Linked DNA regions of Homo sapiens: all the other regions are linked to region 3. A link is a loop called in an ENCODE intact Hi-C map of the cell type or tissue named here. Cell type or tissue: chondrocyte. All regions are shown on one strand.

What was found. Peaks named below come from ENCODE experiments on the same cell type or tissue, not always from the same donor. Only the 100,000 strongest peaks of a DNase experiment are listed, where the experiment ranks them.
Region 1: a loop joins it to region 3, with 4 times the contacts of the local background. A loop is called at or near these places in 2 of 110 quality-filtered maps.
Region 2: a loop joins it to region 3, with 3 times the contacts of the local background. A loop is called at or near these places in 4 of 110 quality-filtered maps.

The regions. Positions count from the first base shown.
Region 1 is chr7:17,966,641-17,974,640 of GRCh38, reverse strand. No RefSeq gene overlaps it. Among named protein-coding and RNA genes, the nearest start is that of SNX13, 30 kb to the right of the region's middle. In chondrocyte, CTCF peaks have their summits at 2,849 and 3,048 (motif pointing left); no DNase peak of the experiment used is centred here.
Region 2 is chr7:17,702,241-17,710,240 of GRCh38, reverse strand. No RefSeq gene overlaps it. Among named protein-coding and RNA genes, the nearest start is that of LINC02889, 150 kb to the right of the region's middle. RefSeq lists an enhancer at 3,187-3,236. In chondrocyte, CTCF peaks have their summits at 3,081 and 3,308 (motif pointing left); no DNase peak of the experiment used is centred here.
Region 3 is chr7:18,567,210-18,575,209 of GRCh38, reverse strand. All of the region lies in intron 2 of HDAC9 (histone deacetylase 9), which reads right to left. Among named protein-coding and RNA genes, the nearest start is that of HDAC9, 75 kb to the right of the region's middle. RefSeq lists enhancers at 440-978, 979-1,517. In chondrocyte, CTCF peaks have their summits at 3,919 and 4,126 (motif pointing right); a DNase peak (open chromatin) is centred at 269.

The DNA.
Region 1 (8,000 bases), 600 kb after region 3:
CCATGTGCCAAGGACGGCAGGGCAACAGGACAGAAGAACCTAAGTTGATGACACCATGAAGCAGTGAAACAGCTTTCAGCTGCCTCCTTCAGGACTTCAATATGTGAAAGAGAAAAGAATATATGTGTTTAAGCTATTATTATTTTGGATAATTTTCAGTTACATGTAGCTGAGCTTAATCCTAGTTAACACCAAGATTTAAATTATTGTAGAACATGAGAATAGCCATACAGAGTGACAAATGCTCTAGAAAAGGAGGGGATTCATTCCGGTTGGAGGAATCAGGACTGTGTAGAGACAGTTGCATTTGAACCATGTAGGATTTGGGCATTTGGAAATGAGGTGGAAACACGGCATCCCTATGTGGGTTGTGGAAGGATATTGATGACAAATAGACCTGCAAGGGCAGCCTGGAACCAGGTGCTGTAGGGACTTGAATAGCACCATAAGAAGTTTGGCCTTTGCTCGACAGGCAATGGGGGAACATATTCAGACCTTGATAATGAGAATACCTGGCAATGCTAGAATAGTTCTCTCCAACTTTTTTCACATGAGGCTATGCATAGAAGAATATTTTTATAGCACATTGGGTTAAATAGATGAGGCTTTTAACTGTTGAGGGCAACTGGCCCCATGCACAACTGCTACGGCCCCACCTAGGAGCCCTGAGGCCTTCAAGGATGAACACGTTAATATAGCTATTACTTATTCCTATGTGGCACGCCTGTTAGGGAACTATGCCATAGGGGATCAATTCTGTTGTAAGATAGAGAATTTTTTTTTCTTTTTAGACGGAGTTTCGCTCTTGTTGCCCAGGCTGGAGGGCAATGGCGCGATCTCGGCTGACCGCAACCTCCGCCTCCCGGGTTCAAGCAGTTCTCCTGCCTCAGCTTCCCAAGTAGCTGGGATTACAGGCAGGTGCCACCACGCCTGGCTACTTTTGTATTTTTAGTAGAGATGGGGTTTCTCTGTGTTGGTCAGGCTGGTCTTGAACTCCCAACCTCAGGTGATCCACCCGTCTCGGCCTCCCAAAGTGCTGGGATTACAGGCGTGAGCCACCACGCCTGGCCAAAGATGTTTTTATTTAGACATATTTATGTGAATAATTTATAAATGGAACTTGAGTGAAATGAGAGATTACATTCTATTAATAGGGTTGGTACCTTTGACTTCTACATAAATCCTGAAGAATATCATTCAATAAATTGAGAGTGCAGATGGTGATGACATTAAAATGTATACCTCTCTCTCCATCCACACATATTATAAATATATATGCATTTATATTATATATGCACATATATATATACATACACATAACACACACATATATATCAAGGAGAAATGCAGAAATGATTCCAAGTTTTGCCAAATATAATTTTGTATTCATTTTTATAAACAATTAGACACATTTTGGAAATTGTTAATTTTCACACTCCAGTGACTAATATCCTCACCCCCTACGCCCATGCCATATGGCTTTTTCCTATGTTCCTTTTACACATAGGCGAGTATGGAGACAGGGATAGGCCCAGGGGAGCCGAAGGCATGCAACTCCCTAAATAAAAGCTGCTCATGAGTTTGCCACATTGGCCAGTCTCTTTGGGATTGTAGTTAACATTTCTTATTAATAAAAATAAGAATAGTAAGAATAAGAATAACTAATATGCAGAATGCCAGGTGCCAGTCACTGTATGCAAACATAATCTTATTTCATGCTCACAACACAGTTATTACCCCCAATTTAAAGAAAATCTAATTTTAGGACAAAATTTAAATCCTTTATGCATTTTTCTCCTGCTAGAACTGAAACAATGAAAGAACTGTGAAGTGTAGCAAGTTTTTTATGTGATAAGTGCCCAGGAGTTGTTCTGTGTATCCTATCGTTGGGGCTCTTGCAAATATGAATCAGGACAAAATGCCTCATGCAGGACTGTTGGGGTATGTGGTGGGGGAGTTTTTGTTTGTTTGTTTGTTTGTTTTTGAGACACCCGCCACTGCGCCTACCTACTTTTTGTATTTTTAGTAGAGACAGGTTTCACCATGTTGGCCAGGCTGGTCTCAAACTCCTGACCTCCAGTGATCCGCCCACCTAGGCCTCCCAAAGTGCTGGGATTACAGGCATGAGCCACCACGCCTGGCCTGATATATGCTTTTTTTTTTTTTTTTTTTTTTTTTTTTTTTTTTTTTTGAGATGGAGTTCTGCTTTTGTTGCCCATGCTGGAATGCAATGGCATGATCTCGGCTCACCAGAACCTCTGCCTGCCAGGTTCAAGAGATTCTCCTGCCTCAGCCTCCCGAGTAGCTGGGATTACAGGCATGTGCCACCACACCCGGCTAATTTTGTATTTTTGGTAGAGATGAGGTTTCTCCGTGTTGGTCAGGCTGGTCTCGAACTCTTGACCTCAGGTGATCCGCCCGTCTTGACCTCCCAAAGTGCTACGATTACAGGCGTGAGCCACCACGCCCTGCCGATATATTGCTTTTAATTGGGCAGCCTGAGTATTTTGGTCCTTGACAACCCAATTAAACTCCAGCTTTGGCTATTTTCATCAATAAGATGCAAAGAAACACAGCTATGAGTCATTTTCCTTTTCTGTAGGACAGTTTTTCCTTCAATTAAATCAATACGCTTAAACAATCTCAGAAAACCCAGAATCTCAAATATCCTTGATAGTTCTGAAAATCAGGGTATTCATGGAAAAATTATTCATACTAAGATCTATTCTGCACGATAGAAGCACAACTTTGATGTAGAACTATTGCTATGATTTTAAAATATTATATTTCTCCAAAAAATTCGGTTAAAACCTTCATTTTTATCTATTTTCTTTTGCTTTATTCTGTCGGCTTAATGAAACCAAGAATGACAAGATACATGGAAAACCTGCATCTCAAGCCATGATTTTATTCCTAAAATCAAATCTATTTTTAACAGATACCGAGAGCCAGGGACTAATTTTTACACAAAATTATGCATTCATGGAAAAACTGTGAATGAATCTACTGCTTGTTAAAAGAACTAAAGTAAGTGATGGTGTAAACTGCCACCTAGAGTTGAGATTTAAATTCAGTTCAATATCTAATATAAAAATGACCCTATCAGTCCAAGATTTTTAAATCTCACATATTTAACATGTACACCAAAGACCTTCACTATAGAGTCCATTTCATCCTTTATCTGTAGAGTCTATGTCTCTATAAATTTGGAAGTTCTGCAAAAAAAAAAAAAAAAAAAGGTTTTTATTGAATGAGTACAGTACAAGATTACTAGAAGTAAAAATGTTATATATGTTATTATCTGTTGGCTATATTTTTTAAAATAGTCTTTGGGAAAGTATATTTAATATATTAACATATGCAAATTATTCACAGACAAAAGGTCAAATTATTTAGAATGTCTTATGTTCTAAATTCCTTGAACAAAAATATATTCAGCCTGGGCATTGTGGCTTATACCTGTAATCCCAGCACTTTGGGAGGCCAAGGCGGGTAGATCACTTGAGGTCAGGAGTTTGAGACCAGCTTGGCCAACATGGTGAAACCCCGTCTCTACTACAAATACAAAAATTAGCAGGGCATGGTGGTGTGTGACTGTAGTCCCAGCCTATTTGGAAGGCTGAGGCAGGAGAATTGCTTGAACCTGGGAGGCAGAAGTTTCAGTGAGCCAAGATCATGACACTGCACTCCAGCCTGGGTGACAGAGCAAGACTCTGTCTCAAAATAAAAAAAAAAGTATATATTATATTATATTATATTATATTATATTATATTATATTATATTATATTATATTATATTCAGCCCAGCTCTTTCAATCATAACCTATTTGTCTTCCTGCTTCACTTACATATACACTGTGGGTCAGAGGCTTTTACCACTCAGTAGGATCACTGTCATAACAGTTCACTGTGTGAGCTACTCAAATTTAAATAAAACAGTAAATTGCTGGGCGCAGTGGCTCACGCCTGTAATCCCAGCACTTTGGGAGGCCGAGACGTGCGGATCACCTGAGGTCGGGAGTTCGAGACCAACCTGACCAACATGGAGAAACCACGTTTCTACTAAAAATACAAAATTAGCCAGGTGTGGTGGTGCATGCCTGTAATCCCAGCTACTCGGGAGGCTGAGGCAGGAGAATCACTTGAACCCGGGAGGTGGAGGTTGAAGTGAGCCGAGATTGCACCATTGCACTCCAGCCTAGGCAACAAGGGCAAAACTCCATCTCCAAAAAAAAAAAATTTAAAAAAAATTAATAAAATAAAACAGTTAATTTGTGTGAGGTCTAGAAAGCTAATATCTCACCTCCTTAACTAGGTTACTCTAAAACCATACTCTTGTCAGAATCCCTAAAATTAATGGAGTAGCTATAAAAGAACCCAGACAGTTTCAAAAATTGAGAACAGCCATTCCTACCCCAAATTTTCACCCAGTCACAAGTAGAAAAAGGATTTCTACATCTAACTACTCATGCACATCATGGATCAAGCCTTAAGTCTGTGTGTGTATGTCATGGCAGTGTTGAGCTTTTCTGGGTCAAGCAGATGGGTCTATGAGATGAAGATTTAGAAGAGAGCCAACGCTAATACGTCCTCTGAAAAATTCTACTTTGTCTGCCACCTGACTAATTTATTTTATTTATTTAGTTAGTTTTGAGACAGCGTTTCGCTCTTGTCACCCAGGCTGGAGTGCAGTGGCTCAATCTTGGGTCACTGCAACATTTGTCTGCTGGGTTCAAGCGATTCTCCTGCCTCACCCTCCTAAGTAGCTAGAATTACAGGTGCCCACCACCATGCCTGGCTAATTTTTGTATTTTCAGTAGAGGTGGGGTTTCACCATGCGGGCCAGGCTGATCTCAAACTCCTGACTTCAAGTGATCCTCCCGCCTCAGCCTCCCAAAGTGCTGAGATTACAGTAGTGAGCCACCACACCTGGCCAACTACTCGAATTCTTAACCCTGGCTACGTACCTGGTTTATGTTTAAGCCTGTCAGAGCATGGAAAATAGGTTGTTGACTCTTTTCTGCCAAATATAATTTCCTACTTCTTTCTCCTCTAATAATTCCTCATTCTTATCCTCCCCACCCACTTTCCCAGGGCAAGTTTATTATCCTCATTTCCTCCCATAAAATTCTGTTTCAACATTCCTTTCCATTATCTCTTTGTAACCCCCATGGCCCAGTCCTCTGAGGGAAAACCTGTGTTTAATCCTGTCTGTTTCTATAGCTTCCTTCCATCTCTTCTAAACTCTTCCCATGTCTTTGCATCTCTTACAGTTTCCTCTGTGAAGCTCTTGCCTTCCACTGCTTCTATAAACAGCCAAAATGTAGGCAAAGCAAGCTTCCTCCCTATTCCCTAGAAATTTCTACACGTTAAACTGCATTCTTTTCCTCCTCATTATTTAACACTTACACCTTATTTGCTCAGTCAGCTTGCCAACACATACCTCTGCATCTCCTCTGTTTCTTCTGTCACTTTCATGAAGCCATTTTTGTCTATTTTAGAGGATTTCTATCCTCATTGCCTTTGTGATTTTCATCTCCATGCCCAGTCCTAACAGTGTCTTACCATTTATGTTGAAATACCTTGCAACATGACTTGAGCATTCCCCGTGTGAAAAGGATTCTTCTGCATGCTTTGCAGTTTGTATTACTTTTTCCTTTAAAAAAGCTCCATGAGAGTAGCATTCTTATTGTGCTCATTTTACAGATAAGGAAAGCTATGCAGGAGTTCAAGTAACTTGTCCAAAAGAAAAGTCAGTAAGTGATAAAGCTGGAATTTGAAACTCAAAAAGTTTAGAATCCAGAGTCCATAGATTTCGTTACTAGGCTATACTGCTTTAGCTTTTCTTCCTAACTGCTTTTACCCAATGCTAGCCATGAACCTCAAAAGACATGAGAAAACATAGATTTAGGCTGATTAAAGAAGGGTTTAGGAAGTCATCTCACCTTTTGCAGTGAAAAAACACAACGGATCCAGGCAGCACTCTTATATAATAATAATTTTTTAAAAATGGTAGAAAGGATTTGGAACCAGGCTCCTGGAATTTGATTCCAGGCTTTACCACCTGTGTAACTTTGTGTGGTTATTGATCTCTTAATTTCCCTTTGTGTGAAATGGAAATTATATCTGCCTTTAGCCAATATTATGATTCTAATCCAAAGTTGTGACTCTTTTTTTCTTTTTCCTTCTTTTGTACTCCCAATTATGCCTCTTCCAACCTAATACTGTCTTTTTGTTGGCTGTTGTTTGAACTGATAAAGATCCTAAGCCCCAGGTACAATCCTTTCCTCCTCTAATCTCTCCTTACGGTTCATTCTGGTAAATTTTGACTCTTGCTAAAGACTGCTAAATGTCAGGCTAATTTTCCTGATAGAACTCGCTGGAATAAATGATCTAACCCTTAGAGAACAAAAGATATTTTCTACATGAAATAGGTGATAAGTGCGAAAACTGCATGTTAATGTAGGGCGACGAGATAAATTTTCATAGCCCTCATAAAACCATATCAATGAAACATCTGTTCAGTCTATATAATGGGAATATGTTCTGCCATCTATCAATCAGCGTATCAACTAGCATATGGACTATTTATATATGTATATATATATATATGATATAGGTTATAGAGTTTGGGAGGTATTAGATGATAATCATGCAAACTGAATGCTTAGCACGCTGCTGGGCACATAGTAAGTGGTCAATAAATATTAGCTATTGTTTGCATTGCTGTTCTATAAGTGAATCTATATTTAATTATTAAATGTCTGACTAATATTCCATGCAAATAAAAATAATTAGACATGCCCACTAGAGAAGCAGACACAATTCTGCTTTCATAATTGTATCTTTTCAGATTGATCTAATCGATTATACTGCTCACACACTGCTAGTTATAATTCACTTGAATTTTGATTGACATTAGCTTTTCTTTAATGCTGTAGTCTGAATGGGGGCCTCAGAAAAAAGTCTATGAAGGGAAACATTAAGCAATACTAATATTGTTTGTTCAGTATGTAGATCACAGATGATTTCCATACTTCAATACATTTGAGAACACTAAAAATACGCTACAGGAAGGTGCATATTATTGGTATTTAAAAAACAGAAAATATGGGGGATTATTTTAGTGTGTATTATTGCTCAATGTCATATACCAGCATGGGCAAAGAAGAAAGCCAGGGACTGGTCTGGTAAGTGAAATGAAACTATGGCAGGCTTTCTAGTTTTGTCTCAATTCTAGAGACAAATTAGGGACAATAGTAAGACAGTGACATTAATAATTATAATTCCTAATAAGGAAGTGGCATTAAATGTGGGCAGAAGTTTCAGAAACAGTGGTGCACAAAAAAGTCATATCCACAATTGTTCCTGAGAAAAATCAGAAATTTCCCACAATCTTGAGGGAAGCTAAATTGGGAAACAGACGGGTCAACTGAGTAATGTCAATAAAAGTGGTCAGGGAAAAGCTGAATTCAGATGAACTTTTCTATACAGTTTGCCTTCTAAGATAACGGCTTTTATTAATCTGGTCATATAAGCAGAAATTTTACCACGAGTATAGAAATACCTTAAAGGTACTGTTCTTCCCGTGAGCCCTAAAGGAAAATTGTGGATGTTTTAAAAAGACACAGAGAAACAGAGTTTCTCAGAGCCACACAAGTACTCAGGAATATCATGAGTACCGTGGAATATAATGAGTGGCCCTGGGCACATTGCTAAACTCTCTGTGCCTGCATTTCCTTGTCTGCAAGACAGAGATAATAATAAACCTATCTAGGTTTTTTACTATCTAGAGATAAAGTTGCCTAGATAATTTCCAAAGATTATACATGGAAAAACACATAGAACCATTCTAGAACATATTATTTTGCTCATTAGATGTTAGTTATCATGATCATCTGTATTTAAATTTAAAAGGGTAAAATGGGTCATCTGAGTACTTTTTCCCTGGAAGCCCCTTCCAGTGATGGTAACTTTTTTCTCTTTCTTGAGACAGGGTC
Region 2 (8,000 bases), 860 kb after region 3:
CACAAAATTAATCAAGAAAAAACATTAAAGATAAGAGCAGTCATTAGTGAAAGTGAAAACCGACATATAATAGAGAAAATCAACAAGGTCAAAAGTTGTTTAAGATAAAACTAGTAAAATTCACCAATTTCTGGGCTGAAGAAAGTATATTACTGCACATTCCATAGGCATTAAAGTGAGAAAAAATATATTAAGAATGACTTGATCCAATACATTTGAAATCTCTGGAAACTAAAAATGAAAGAAATGCTTTTTAAATGTACCAACCCTGGATGTGAAAGCTTGCTAAATCAGGGCTGCTCTGTCATTCTAGAGGAACACTGCTTTTATTTTAATAGAAAGTCTAGGTCAGCTCTAGTACCTTTGGCTCTTCTGAGATGAGTAAATATTCTTCATTAGGAGTATGAAGACATTCATCGTGATATTTTCATACAATGACTACACTTGCCACAGTGAACATGAAGGAATCTTAGGCAGACACAAAAGAGTGTGTCGTGTGTGACTATTTCAAGTTTGAAGGAAGGTAAAACTGGCTGATGAAGATAGAAACTGGACTTGTGGCTGCCTATGGAGAACTAATGCCTGAGATGAGCCATGACAGAGGCTTCTGGAGTACTGGATATGGTCTATATCTGGATCAATATAGTGGTCATAGGGGAGTATTTGATTTGAGAAAATTCCTCAATCTGTACCCTTATAATTTATGTACTTTATGTATCTTATACTTGAAGAAAAATATACTTTAAAAATCCAGTTGGAATAGAGACTAAGAGAGGGATTCTGTCTTGCTGTAGACTAATTTCTTTTCAACTCTTACTTGATTCTACATTGTCTTCTGATTTGCTTCTGTGCTTCCTTCACTACCAGGTCAACAACCTCTTTCACTGGGGAAGACTCGAGGTCTGGTTTGCAGTAACTAGAGATGTTGAAATACAAACAAGACCTTTTAGTTTTCATTAGGAAGGCATTATTGGCTAGATTTCACCTGCCCTGGCTGTTTGTGTTGATCACTGTTACTTTGCAAAGCTATAAACAAGGGAACTGTAAGAAGAGGGGCTTTCCCAATGCCAGGGCACTCAGTGAAGGACATCTGCAAAATTGCTGGTTCAAAATTCTGGTGGGTGAAAATTTTATAAATCTCAGCCTTCAGACAAAAAAAAAAAAAAAAGATACCTCTTGATTGGGCATCTTCCAGAAATCCTTTCTGCTGTGGTTGTTTTCTAGTCTATCACTAACAAATGTCCTCCTGACAAGAGAGCTGAAATTCGAGACTGTCTGCTTGCTGCCGCACTGGGATTTTTGCTGTTTAATTTTTTCATGGCTACTTGTCTCTAGGTGTTGCCTACTTAATAAAAACTTCAGTGGATTAAATTTTTTAAAGTAACTATTACAGAGTAGTCATATAAAAATACTAAAAAAAGACGCCACCAAACAAAATTACATTTATAAGGAACACACACAAATACACACATTAATACTTTTGTAAAAATCCCCAAGCATTTGTTAGCTTTGCTTCCAAAACCTTTAAATTTTGATGAAGTCCACTTTATGTATTTTTCCCTCTTGTTGCTTGTGATTTGGGTGTCATTTAAAAAATAAATTGCCTAATTCAAAGTCACAAACATTTACACCTATATTTTCTTGTAAGAGTTTTGGAGTTTTACCTCTTAAATTTGGGTTTTACATTTTGATTCATTTTGAGTTAATTTTTGTATATGATGTGAAGTAAAGATCCAAATGCATTCATTTGCTTGTGAATATCATCTCAGCACCATTAACATTCTTATTCCTTGTCTTAGCATCCTTGTCAAGAATCAACTGACCATAAATGTGTGAATTTATTTCTGGACTTTCACTTCTATTCTATTGGTCTATACGTCTACACTTATACCAGTACCACATAGTATTAATTACTATAGCTTTGGAGTACATTTTAAAATCAGGAAGTGCAAAATCTCCAACTTGGTTCTTCTTTATCAAGATTGTTTTGGCTATTCTGTGTTTTTTGCATTTCCATATAAATCTTAGAATTAGGTTGTCAATATCCAAAAAAAAAAGCCAGCTAAGATTTTGATAGGAACTGTGTTGAATCTGTAAATCAATTTAAGTATTACCATCTTAACAAATTTGGAAGATCTTAGCAGTATCTTCCAATCCATAAATTTGAGATATTTTCCTATAATAAATAGGTCTTCTTCAGTTTCTTTCATTGGTGTTTTGTAGTTTTCAGTGTGTAAGCCTATATAGTTCCTTTGTTAAATACTAAGAATTTTTTGATGCTATTGTAAATGGAGTTGTTTTCTTAATTTAATATTTGGATTGTTCATTGCTTGTGAGCACATTTTATTTTGTCCAAGAATGAACTTTCAATTTGATTGAAATAGTCCTTAGGAAGTCACTCTCAAATATGGCTTAACAGAAAAGATGCCTTTTATGGCATGAAGAATTTAGTGGGAACAGTAACCCCTCGTAGATAATTTTTTTGTAACTCCTCAAAACTTGAACTTACACTTCTAAAATTGAGTTTAATCTCTTTAGAGGAGGTAGAGTATGCATATACATCTTTGTAGTGTTATCAATGAGACAATCGTGCTAGTACAAATTAAGAGAGGTACACAAAGCATTCATTTCCAGATCATTTTGGAAAATATCTTATTTTTCAGATTAGTCATTGTAACTCCTAAATTTGATTAGTAACTTTCATGTTATCCAGATAGACTGTTATAAGGTATAAGTTGCTTCCAGGCTGGGTGCAGTGCCTCATGCCTGTGATCCCAGCATGTTGAGAGGCCAAGGCGGGAGGATTGCTTGATGCCAGAAATTTGAGACCAGCTTGAGCAACATAGCAAGACCCCATCTCTATATAATAAATTAAATTTTAAAAATTGCTTCCATAAAATACATCTCGGCTATACCCTGAAGATACTTTCATGTCCCAGGGGTATTGTGTACTAAGCATTACGTGTGTCTGGTGAATTTCACAGTTTTCAAATGTTCCTATAAAGTGCAAAATGCATTCGATCAGCAAAAGGATTTTGTTAACCCAACTTCATCTTGTCACTAACCAACATCATTTGTCATCATTTCCAGGGTTGAAACGAAATTTTTGTCTATTTTTTAAGCCAGGATTACTCTATCTTCTGAGAAGACAAAAAGTACCTTTTGCTAAGATTTCCCTATACTGTGGTCGTGTACCAAACAAAATTCTTTAGCTTTACCTGTGTGGAGCTAGAACAATTGGGTAGCCAGCCAGCCTTCTTCTCCTTGCCCACTTGAAGGCTGCAACTGTTAAACAGCACTGCCCTCTTGTGAGCAAACTCCAAAAGGACCAGCTTGAAAAAGTCCCCTCAATTTAAGTGCTGCCTGTCTGTAATAAAAACTGCACTCCAGTCGAAACCTAAATTTTGTGAACCACCAGTTTCTACCACAGGTTCACAGAACCTTCTAGAGATACTCAATTTTCATCCTAAAAGAACAAGAACATTCCCGGCATTCTAATAATCACAATCTTCTCTCTCTTCCTCTATCCCCAGCAATTTAATATTTTTTAGGTTTCTAAAATCTCAATGTGTTTCACAAACTGGTGTAGTTAAACAACTTCAACTATGTTTTTTCCCTCAGTAATGAATGCTTCATGACAGTAGGAAATTGACCGTAAAGAAGAAGGCAGGAAAATCGATGTAGATTGTCAGTTTGTTTCAGAGATACTGCCCCTCATTTTTGTGGATGAGAAACCAGAGGTCCAGAGAAGTTCAGAAATTAGCAAAGCACCTGGTTCAGAGTCCTTGTCTCTTGCATCTCAGTGCAGCCTGTTATTGCTACAGAATGTGACAGGATGTAATTTCTTAAAGGCAGAAGCTGCTTCCATAACGTTTCTATCTTCCTGACAGACTGGCATTGTGAGCAACATTGAATATGAAGGGCTTTCTCACTCATCATTTTTTCGTGTTAAACTATAGGTTTTGATTTATTAGTTATATAAATAGTGTTTGCATTTAATGAAACTATAACATCAATACAAAGTATTGCCAATAGGAATTATTGCTGTCCAAGCAGGACTCTCCTTAATACATAAATAATGCTATCAATACTTCAATACTTCTAACAACTCATGTCTGTTGTCCCATTCCTCGGGCTCCTTTTTCCATTCAGCAAATGTTTATTAGATGTTCCATGTGTCAGGTAATATATTACTACAAGGCCCTGTGGACTTTTCTTATTCACATGCCTCTCATTCATTTTCATCTACATCTTATCAGGTTGGAACACAAGATGCTTAGTTATCCACAGCACATTGTTTAGTGCAGCAGGCTGTACTTGTAAACTGCAAATCAGCAGAAGCAATGTTGGATGAGTGCTTTTTCTCCTTTCATTCAACACACGTTTTGAACTGTGACATTTCCCAGCTTTAAGATATTTTATAGATTTAAATTGTGCTCCAAATAAAAGAGTTGAGTGTGTTAGCTGCAAAATAGACAGGTCTTAAGCAGAAACGGATACTTAGTTTATTGTGACCTTTTTCCTATTTCAATGAACTGGCTGCCGGAGAGAAATGGGTACCTATGAGAGGCAATAGCACCGTGAGGTTTGAAGCCAGGTGGATGGGTCATTCCAGTTCTGCTTCTTTTCAGCTGTATGAGCTTGGGCATAATTAACTTTTTGTTTTTAGCTTCATAGGTTGTTATGAGGATGAAGTGAAATTTTACGCACACACACACAAATTAGCACACCGTAAGTGCTCAATAAGTATTCACTCTTATTACATGCTCTACCTTGTGTTTTCTTTCATTTACTTTTAGTAAAGTATACTATTTCTTATCATTTATTGTATTTTATTTTTATTTTTGGCAGCTTTATTGAGGTATAATTAACAAATAAAATTGTATATATTTACCGTATACAATGTGATGTTTTGATACAGGTACACATTGTGGAATGATTACCACAATCAAGCTAATTAACATATCCATCACCTCACATAGTTATCTTTGTGGTGAGAACACTTAACGTCTATTCTCTTAGCAAATAGCAAATATATAATACATTATTATTAAGTATAGTCACCATACTGTACACTAGGTCTCTGCAGGAATTATTCAACTTATAACGGAAAGTTTGTACCCTTTAACCAACATCTTCCGATTTTCCCCAGCCCTCCATCCCTGCCAACCACCACTCTACTTCTGTTTCTATGAGTTTGACTTTTTAACATTTCACCTGTAAATGAGATCATGCAGTATTTGTCCTTGTGTACCCGGCTTATTTCATTTAGCATAACATCCTCCAGGTTCATCCGTGTTGTCTCAAATGACAGAATTTCCTTCTTATTTAAGTCTAATAATAATATTCCATTGTACGTGTGTGTGTGTGTGTGTGTGTATGTGTTTATACATGCCATATTTTCTTTATCCGTTCATCTAGCAATGGACACATAGGTTGATGTCATATTTTGACTACTGTGAATAATGCTGCAATGAACATGGGAATGCAGATATCTTTTGGAAAGAGCAATTTTATTTCCTTTGATATGCACCCAGAAGTGGGATTGCTGGATCATATGGTAGTTTTAATTTTAATTTTTTGAGGACCCTCCATACTGTTTTCCATAGTGGTTGTATCAACTCTCATTTTCTCATTCCCACAAATAATGTCTAAGGGTTTCCATTTTTCTACATCCTTGCCAACATTGTCTTTTAATTTTTTTTTTTTTGTCACCCAGGCTAAAGTGCAGTGGTACAAACATAGCTCACTGTAGCGTTGAACTCCTGGGTTCAGCCTCCTGAGTAGCTGAGACTACAGACATATGCCACATGCCACCGTGCCTGGCTAATATATATATATATTTTTTCCATGGAGACGGGGTCTTACTATGTTGATCAAGCTGGTCTTGAACTCTGGCCTCAAGTGACCCTCCTGCCTTGGCCTCCCAGAAGTGCTGGGATTACAGTTGCGAACCACTGAGCTGGACCTTATCTTTTGAATTTTTGACAATACCTGTCCTAACAGGTATGTGGTAATATTTCATTGTAGTTTTGATTTGCATTTCCCTATTGATTAGAAATATTGAGTACCTTTTCATATACCTATTGGCCATTTGTATGCCTCCTTTGGAAAAATGTCTATTTATGTCCTTTGCCCATTTTCAATCAGGTTATTATTGCTATTTCTTATATATTTTGGATATTAACCCTTTATTAGATATATGGTCTGTAAATATTTTCTTCCATTCTGTAGGTTGCCTTTTCTTTTTGTTGATTGTTTCCTTTTCTGTGCAGAAACATTTTAGTTTGATGTAGTTTGTTTTTGTTGCCTGTGCTTTTGGTATTACATCCAAAAAATAATTTCCAATGGCTTTGGCTTTTCTAATTCAGTAAGTGTAAAAAACAAATAATAATAATAATAATAATAATAATAATAATAACTAAGACAAATGTCATAGAGTTTTTCTCCTGTGTTTTTCTTTAGGAGTGTTACAGTTTCAGGTTTTATGTTTAAATATTCAGGTATTTTTCAGTTGATTTATGTGTGTGGTGTAAGACAATCATCTAGTTTCATTTTATTTGCATATGGATATTGTTTCCCCAGCATCATTTATAGAAGAGATTGTCCTTTTCCTATTGTGTGTTCTTGGCACCTTTCTCAAAGACTAGGTGACTGTAGATACATGGATTTATTATTAGTTCTCTATTCTGTTCCATTTATGAATGTGTCTGTTTTTATCCTGGTACCGTACTGTTTTGATTACTACAGCTTTGTAATACAGAACGATGCCTCTAGATTTTTTCTTCTTGTTCAAGATTGCTTTATCTATCAAGGTCTATTTTGGTTCTATATAAATTTTTGTATTTTTCTATTTTTGTGAAAAATGCCATTTGAATTTTGATAGAGATTGTGTTCAATCTGTAGATTGCTTTGTGTAATATAGGCATTTTTAGACTATTGATTCTTCTAATTCGTGAATATAGGATATCCTTCCACTTATTTGTGTCTTCTTTAATTTCCTTCATCAATATTTTATAGTTTTCAGTGTAGATTTTTACCTCCTGGGTTAAGTTTACTCCTAAGTATCTTTTGTTGTGCTATTGTAAATGGGAGAATTTCTTTTTCAGGTAGTTCGTGTTATTGATAGAAACACTACTGTTTTTTTGTAAGCTGAGTTTGTGAACTCAACTTTACTGAATTCCTTTATCAGTTCTAAGTTTTTTAGTGAAATCGTTAGGATTTTCTATATATGAGATCGTGTTGTTAGCAAACAAACAATTATACTTCCTTTTCTATATGGATTTTTTTTTTCCTAATTGCTCTGGCTGGGACTTACAGTACTGTGTTGAGCAGAAGTGGTGACAGTGAGTATCTTTATTTTGTTCCTCATCTTGGAGGAAAATCTTTCAACTTTTCACCATTCAGTGTGATGTTGTCTGTGGGACTGTCACATAAGAACTTTATTGTGTTGAGGACATTCCGTCTATACCTAATTCAATGAGAGTTTTTACTGTGAAAGGATGTTGAATTTTGTCAAATGCTTTTTCTATGAATTTTGTTCTTCATTCTGTTAATATGAGGAATATCATTTTTTGATCTATCTTGAACCATTCTTTCATTCTAGGGATAAATCCCACTTGATCATGGTGAATGAATCTTATAATGTACTATTGAATATGGTTTGCTAGTATTTTGTTGAGGATTTTTCACATCTATGTTAATCAGTGATATTATTCTATGGTTTTCTTATCTTGCAGTGACATTTTCTGGCTTTGGTATCAGGGTGAAGTTGGCCTAAAAAATTAGTTTGGAAGTATTGCCTTCTTTTCAACTTTTTTTGAAGACATTAAGAAGGATTGGTAATAATTCTTTAAATGTTTGGTAGAATTCAGCCAGGAAACCATCTAGTGCTGGACATTTCTATGATGGGAGACTTTTAATTACTGATCCAGTCTTCTCACTCATTATTGATTTATATAGATTTACAATTTCTTCCTGATTAGGTTGTATGTGTCTAC
Region 3 (8,000 bases):
AATGCTTATTACTGAAGGCTCTTCATTAAAATGTGTAGTCTTGAAAGGCAACTTTTTTCAGGAAAAGTAAATTAAGAAGTTTGAATTTGCTATCACCAAAAATAGAAAATGGGAAAACATGTGATGGCAGTGGCTGGCCTGTCCAGAAGGGCTGCTGCCATGACACCAGCTGCAGTGGGGGCGGGGGCTGCCCACTCCATGGAGCCCGCAGGAGCTGGGAACAGGCGGGAGCCTCACCCGCTTTCGAGTTGAGGGGCAGAAGCCCCACCCTCCGGGGTGCAGCTGCAGCTATGGACCCAGGCATCCCTGCGCACAGTCGGGGACCTGGTAGGTCCTCTGCTCCCCACAGGCTTGGAAGTGCCTGCTGTCGCTGCCTGGCCTCTCCATGCTCCCAGCACTCGCTCTGATTTTGAAGCAAAGTTCAGGCCAAGCCCAGGCACTGTCGCAACCCGGCTGGGTATGTGCATGCTCAGGGCAGCACTGACACGCCAGCCCCCTGTCGTCTTGGCCTCCTTTGGACTTGGGCACCAAAGAGCATGAGTGGGAGATTGAGGGCAGCTCAACAGGGGCCTGCAGGCGCCCTTCGGCAACAGCCTGGGAACCGTGAACAACATGACTGATGGCGGCAGGAGGCAGACAAGCTCCTGGGCAGAAAGGGGAGGGTACCTGGTGAAGCCCCACCTTCAAGCCAGGGACAGCCAAAATCCTGGGGGCCAGGCTGTCAGTTCCGTGGACCAGAGTGAGAACTTATGGTGCTTTATCCAGGCCCACCCATGGCCGTCCATGGACCAATTAGCACATACTTCCCCTCCTCTGAAGCGCATAACGACCCTGGACTCAGCCAGACTGAGGCAGAGGATGGGACGACCTGCTTGCCGATAGAAGCTACCCGTTCTAGGTCACCTCTCCACTGAGGGCTGCACAGATGTCTGGACTACTGACTGGGGGAAGGAGCTACCCACTGTGGGTCTCCTCTCCACTGAAAGCTGGACACGTGTTGGGATGACCTGCCTGGAGAAAGGAGCTAACCACTGTGGGTCTCCTCTCCACTGAGAGCTGGACACTCGTCAGGATGACCTGCTTGCAGAAAGGAGCTGCCCACTTTGGGTCTCTTGAGAACTGTTCTGCCAATCAGTGAAGCTCCTCTTCGCTTTGCTCAGCCTCCAGCTGTCCGCATACCTCATTCTTCCTGGGTATGAAACAAGAACTCGGGACACATCAAATGGTGGGACTAAAAGAGCTGTTAACACGAACAGGGCTGAAACACACCCTCCCGCTTGCCATGTTGTGGGCGATGAGAAGGGGAGAAGAGCTGTGGCCCTTTGGGGAGCCCAGGCCCAGGGGCTCCCTGAGCCAGGGGGCTGTGACACTCTCTTTGGGGTTCAGTGGTTCCAGGCATCTCCAAGCTTCTGGGTGCCACCATGTTCCCCTCATCCAGACACGGATGCCCATAGCAGAAGCCGCGTGCAGTACATGTGCTCCAGCCTCAGCCTCCTCACATGGAGCTGGCACCTGTGTTGTTGCCTGGAGCTGCCTGCCCCACCACAGCAGCCAGTGTGCCCAGCTGTGTGCAGTGGCTAGACCCTGCACTCAATCACACACACACCCCTCACCGCTCCACGCCTTGCTCGTACTTGGCAGGTGTGGGTTCTGGGCTGGCAGCACGAGCCGAGTGCAGCCTGTTGAGCCGAGTGGGTGGAAAGAAACGGGCACTAGCAATACTCAGGCAGAAGGCACCACCTGTCACAGAGGTTTCTGGCTGATGAAGCAACGCCCTAGCGATCCCTAGACACAAACAACATAGCCTCAGTTTGATAACAATACTGCCCAAATTGGACTTTAGTAATGCAGATATTTTTAGCTGCTTTTCCACTAGTTACGATAACATTATCGTGGAATAAAAAGAATTACTAAATTATCAAACATGAAAAGAATCATTTTATAACAAGAATTATTTAAATTGATTAATCCAGAAATACAATTCTCCCTCACAGTGATTCTGTTCAAGTTATCCATGTCTTTAGTTTCTTAAAGTCAACTACTACATGGCATAAATGAAAAGGAAAAAAATGCAAAAAGCAACCTGGGCTTTGATTTACTATTCTCTTATTTCCCAGGGGTCTGAACAGGAAACAAAAATAACCGCAAATGACTAAAATATCAGTAGGCCTTGAAATATCAACATTTAAGTTAAAGCAAGCTAACTTCTTAATCAAAGCCTTTACTATTTTGATTTACTTAATCCAAACTCCCTGTCTGCAAATATGCTTTTGAATTAAGCAGTCATAACAAACCATAACACAAACATGAACTGCTAACTAATCTGTAATGGCCACTTAGTTCTAAAGTATCGCAATGTTTGCTAGTTCTTTACTATTTAAGAACTGAGTAAAAGCTTTATTCAGCTCCTTGCACTACGGAAACAAAATCAAGCCAATTTATGGGACTCCAAGGTAATAGAAGCTAAGAACCTATATATTAGTTTGTAATCCATATTATTTTGTAATTTGAGATTAAAATTCAATTTGATATAAATGTACCTAAAAATGAAATCTTGAGAAGATTCAAAATTTTAATGTTTTAAAATAGAAAATATAGGTAATAATATAAAAGAGTTACTTCTGTGGCCAGATCTAATACTCTTCCTCTGGGATCTAAAGTAAATTCACTTCTAAAGGAACTACGAGGAAGATGGTGCAAACCGTCCCCTTTCCCGTATTTTTTTCTACAACTTATATATTCTTCTAGGTCACAGACAAATACTTGGAGTTATAAGGAAATCCTCTGCCTCAAATATAGGGTTTCATAATGAGAGGGAAGTTTTGTTAGTCATTTGAAATAGCTATTTGTCATATTTGAATATGACAAATAGTCATATTTGTGAATATGACATATTTATGAATATGACAAAATAGTCAAATTTCAAATTTGACTATTTCAAATAGCTATTTCAAATGACTAACAAAACTTCCCTCTCATTATGAAACCCTAATATTTGAGGCAAGGGATTCCCTTATAACTCCGGAACCTAGTATATTATGTAGCTTATACTGTAAGTTTAATAAATATTAGTTGAATAAATGATTTTTCTTAGCAAATATCCTTCTCTAACAACATTCTTTCTAAACATATTACTCAGCAAATAAACTTTTTCAAAAATGTGTTCCCACTCTTCTATCAGGAATTCTTGCTTACAAAAAGTACATCATTATGTGCTATTTTGACAGAAAAAAAAAAAAAAGTTTCATTGGTTCATGCCTCCTGCCACCAGGAAACAATTACCTTTAGCCAGCACAAAACAGTTGAATATTTTCTGAAAGCCTCAATGCTTAATATGTTTAAGACAACAACATACATGAAAATATGCGGGAAAAGTAGGAGAAACAAAGCTGAAATGCCATGTGTGATATACCTTCCTTCTTTTCTTCTGCGATTCAGACCATGTCTTTGCCTTTTCTCTGCTCTAATCTTTTCAGTCCTGCATAACAGGAATAGGGTTTCAACCAATGCATCTTACCTCTTCTCCAGAATTTAGCTGTTTTCTAGTTCTGAGTAAATCTTTATTACCAAAAAAAAAAATAAAAAATAAAAAATAAAATAAAGTTTTAAAGCCCCACTGAAACTCCTAATATAGGACTGCACTGGCTTTTAGAAAAGAAAAACATTTCTTTAAACGGCTGGATATTTTCTTATTTTCTTCAAATAAAATCTTACGAACAGTTCCAACATATAAAACCAGCAAAAGTGGAAATGTTTTAGAAAAGACGGAGAGGAGGAACCAAGGTTCTATCCACTCACTTCCTCCGCTATTCCTTTCCCCCAGGGAATGCAGGCTCCATGGAACTCAGTTTGAAAATCAGTGTTATAAGGGCATTATTTGTTTATTTTGCCAAATTCAAATCACAGGCAAATTACATTACTGTTTTTTCAAAGAAAATGCCACTCTTGTTTTATGAGAACTGAAATTATGGGAATTTTAAAATGCTGAATTAAAAATAATAAAGTTATACTTTGTACATACAATTTAGAAAAAAATTGAACGTTAAAACATTTTAAAAATTCATGTAATGTGCTCATATAAGCCTTGCCAAGCTAAATGGATTGGCAGCTATATTTATGTTATTGCCACATGGTGGCACCACTTTTGCTCCTAAAGAGAAATATCCAGTATCCTTTGTCAGGAAGCACTTTGGATATGTGAGTTTTAAAATAGGTGAGTTTTGAGGTCCTAAGCATTCTAATAAAATGTGACTTCCCTAAATGTACTGATTCCAAGTTTGGCTTTACAAACATGGGTAAGCACAAAGAGTAACAGCATAATTTTGGCCAGTCTCCCGAGTTTCTCTTATTCTAATTTAAATTATGGAACCAACACTAATTACAGCACTTACTGTATAACAAACATCGTTCTGAATGCTTTATAAAGTAAATATTCATTCATTTGTTCTTTACAACATTATGAGGTTGCAATATCTAGTAACCTATGGAGTAGACGTGCTTGGGATTCTTACTTACAAATGAGGAAAATGGAGGCCACAGAGGAGCTTGGCCAAGGTCACACACCCACTAACAGGTACAACAGGAATTAGAACACACACCGTCCAGCTCCAGAGTCCATGATCTCAACCACTCCATTCTGATTCTATTTGACTTCTACAAAATAGGCATTTCATTTTATTTCTACACATTTCATTCTGGAGTATGCCTTGATACAGATGAGACTGAAAAGTTTTTGTTAAAATAATATTACATATTTTTGTTTTTAAAGGTGAAGAAAAACATTTGTTCATAATTGTCAATATATTCCACAGAGATATGTGTAATTGAATATATTTCTTCATATTTTGACACACTTGTGTATTTTCAGGTAAGTCTAAAGCATCTTTCTTAAAGTGTGTATTTCAGCACTCTTTTTAAGGAACAATTCTGTACTTAAGAATTCCAAATTTAATATTTCACCCTTTTCTTTTAGCTATACAAAATTCTATTGAGTCTAGGCAATTAGCATTTTTTTTTGTTTTTGTTTTTGTTTTTCTTAAATTCACTATGGCTGTACTCTCCAATCTGTGAATCTACTGATTCACAGGTAAAGACTGCCTGGTAATGAAGTCATCTTCGGTACTTGATTAACTAAATCCCATTGGGTTATATCAGACAGAGAGAGATACTAAATCATAATTAACTGTAAACAGTGTTAATGAGGTTTGGGTGTATTATTCATAAATTTTGAGATTACTTTTTAATTGAAGAAAGTAGTAACAAAAAGTAAGAGGCAGCTGTTTTTTGACAGCATGAGAAAAGATTTGAAAAGATAGACTGTGATGGTCTATTTTTTTTCCTTCAGTTTTTTTTTAGGTTCCCTGTGCATTATAAAAGACAATTACTGGCCATTAAGGCACAACTAATTAGAGAAACAGAAGGTTCTACCACAAAGAGGAGCCTGAGGCTGTCAGAAAATCCACTTTTTACATATACATAAATAAATAAATATCTGTGCATTAATTGAAGACATTTATAATTTGGCATAAGAAAATGTAATAATTCTTCTCCATGGCTTCTATTTAATTAGACTGTCATTAGAATTTCTATTTCTGGCAGAACTCATAGTATCTGTTTATAGAATTAGCCAATATTGAGAAAACCATCAGCATTACAGAATGCTTCTCAATACTTTAAGCACAGCTCTGAGATATCAGTCTGTAATTTGAAGCCATACCTCTTTGTACAATCAAAAGTATAAGAAATTATTGAAAATATTTATAATGAAGGTAACTATGCAGAACAGGAGTTAGGAAACTGTGGCTCATGGGTCAAATCCAGCCTGCCTAATTTTTTATGGCCTGCAACCTAAGAATGATTGTTACATTTTTAATGGTTGGGAAAACAATTTTTTAAAGGAAAATATTTTGTGACATAAAAATATATGAAATTCAAATTTCAGTGTTTACAAATAAAATTAATTGGAACACAGCCACTCTCATTCATTGACTTACTGTGTATAGCTGCTTTTGCACTAAAAAGTCAGAATTGAATGCCACAGAGATAGTACAGGCTGCAAAATCTCAAATATTTATTATCTGCCCCTAACAGAAAGTTTGCGAACTCCTGAGAATCAATCTATAGCCAAATTTTATTTTATTTTATTTATTTATTTATTTTTTTGAGACAGAATTTTGCTCTTGTTGCCCAGGCTGGAGTGCAATGGCGTGATCTCGGCTCATTGCAACTTTCGCCTCCCGGGTTCAAGCGATTCTCCTGCCTCAGCCTCCTGAGTAGCTGGTATTACAGGTATGTGCCACCACGCCCAGCTAATTTTGTATTTTTAGTAGAGAGGAGGTTTCTCTATATTGGTCAGGCTGGTCTCGAACTCCCAACCTCAGGTGATCCACCCGCCTCGGCCTCCCAAAGTTCTGGGATTACAGGTGTGAGCCACTGCGCCCGGCCCAATTTTTATTCTCACATGGTGGGATGTCCCTGTGACAAACAAATTTCCAAGCTACCTCTCTGCTATAATGGTTGAATGAATTAGGTTAAAAATTATCATAGTGTATTTCATCTAAAATAAAACATAATTAGGAAATAGAACATGACAGGAGAACACCATATAAAACAAGTTCTAAGTATTTTCACTAGATTGATATACTAATTTTAGACTTTGTTGCTTGCTCTTCACAATACGCAGTCAACTGGAAAACAAAAATATAAATAAGAATGATGGCACTTTAAAATGAGCAACATATGCTGAGCGCTAGCTATGACTTTTGGATGGACTTTCTCTTTGAATACACAGCTTTACTATTATCCCCATTTCACAGACGAGAATAATGAGCACTAGACAGGTTACAGTTAGCTTTGCCATTGTCACATATACAATATTATTTTTCAGTGTTTTTTATCTTGCATATTTAATAATATGGTAAATATTAATTTAGAATGGTCCTAATGAAAGATCCTGTATAATATTCCATAGTAAAAGATTCAGGAGTGTTCTCCTAAATTATCTCTTTTTCCATGAGACAGAGATTGTATACCCTTCAATAAGCTACAAATAGAACAAATACTTATTGAATTGAAATTTCTTTTAATAAATTATAGCGAAAGACATACATAGACTGTTCCAATCTGTGCAGCAGTTGCTACATAATTCTAAGCTTACATATATATATATATATATATATATATACATATACATATATCCTGTATGTATAAACTAACAAGGCCCCAGTATATTTTATAGAAACCAACATTGGAATGGGTTTTGCAAAGGGATGGTTAGAAATTAAAGGATATTCTGCTTATTTGACATTTAAATGTTTGTTAATGTGTGGGTTGATATAGTTTATTCTGAATGTTTTAAAACCTTGAGGTTTTAAAGAAACATCTTATACACCTCAAAGCTGCAATAATAATACTACAAGTTTGGCTATCACCCTAGTAATAGATCTGTAGTCAAACCACTACAGAAATTTTGTGCTTCATGCAAGATAGTTCTGGTAGTTAGGTATTGTTTAAAAACTATGGGAAAAATATTTACCCAAATGTTGTTCCAGATATTAATGCAAATTTAAATTTATATAACCCAAAATCATAGGAAATACATTGCTAATCATAGAGCTTAGCAAAGGCATTCTGAATCAAATGGCTTCTGCTTATTTTCCACAAAATTTATAATATAACTTAGATTAGACCAGTAGAATATTCAGTAGCTAGAGAACACATTATACAAAATTTTAAGTTCAAGCTTTTAAAAAAATGCTTTAAATGAATTGCTTGGAATTTATAAATCTTGAAGCTAAAAAGGTAAGTATTATCATGGTTAAACAAAAGAAATGAGAGAACAACAAACAGTGCAATTTGTCTCTATGCTAAGGTAAATGCTCTTGTATAGGGGTTGTTATTCAGGTTTCCTCGCCTTGCCCAGTTAGGGGGGAGAAGTATAGCCATAGAACCCCATGCGATTCCTTAGTTCAACATAGAAATTCAACCCGCCACATCAGGCC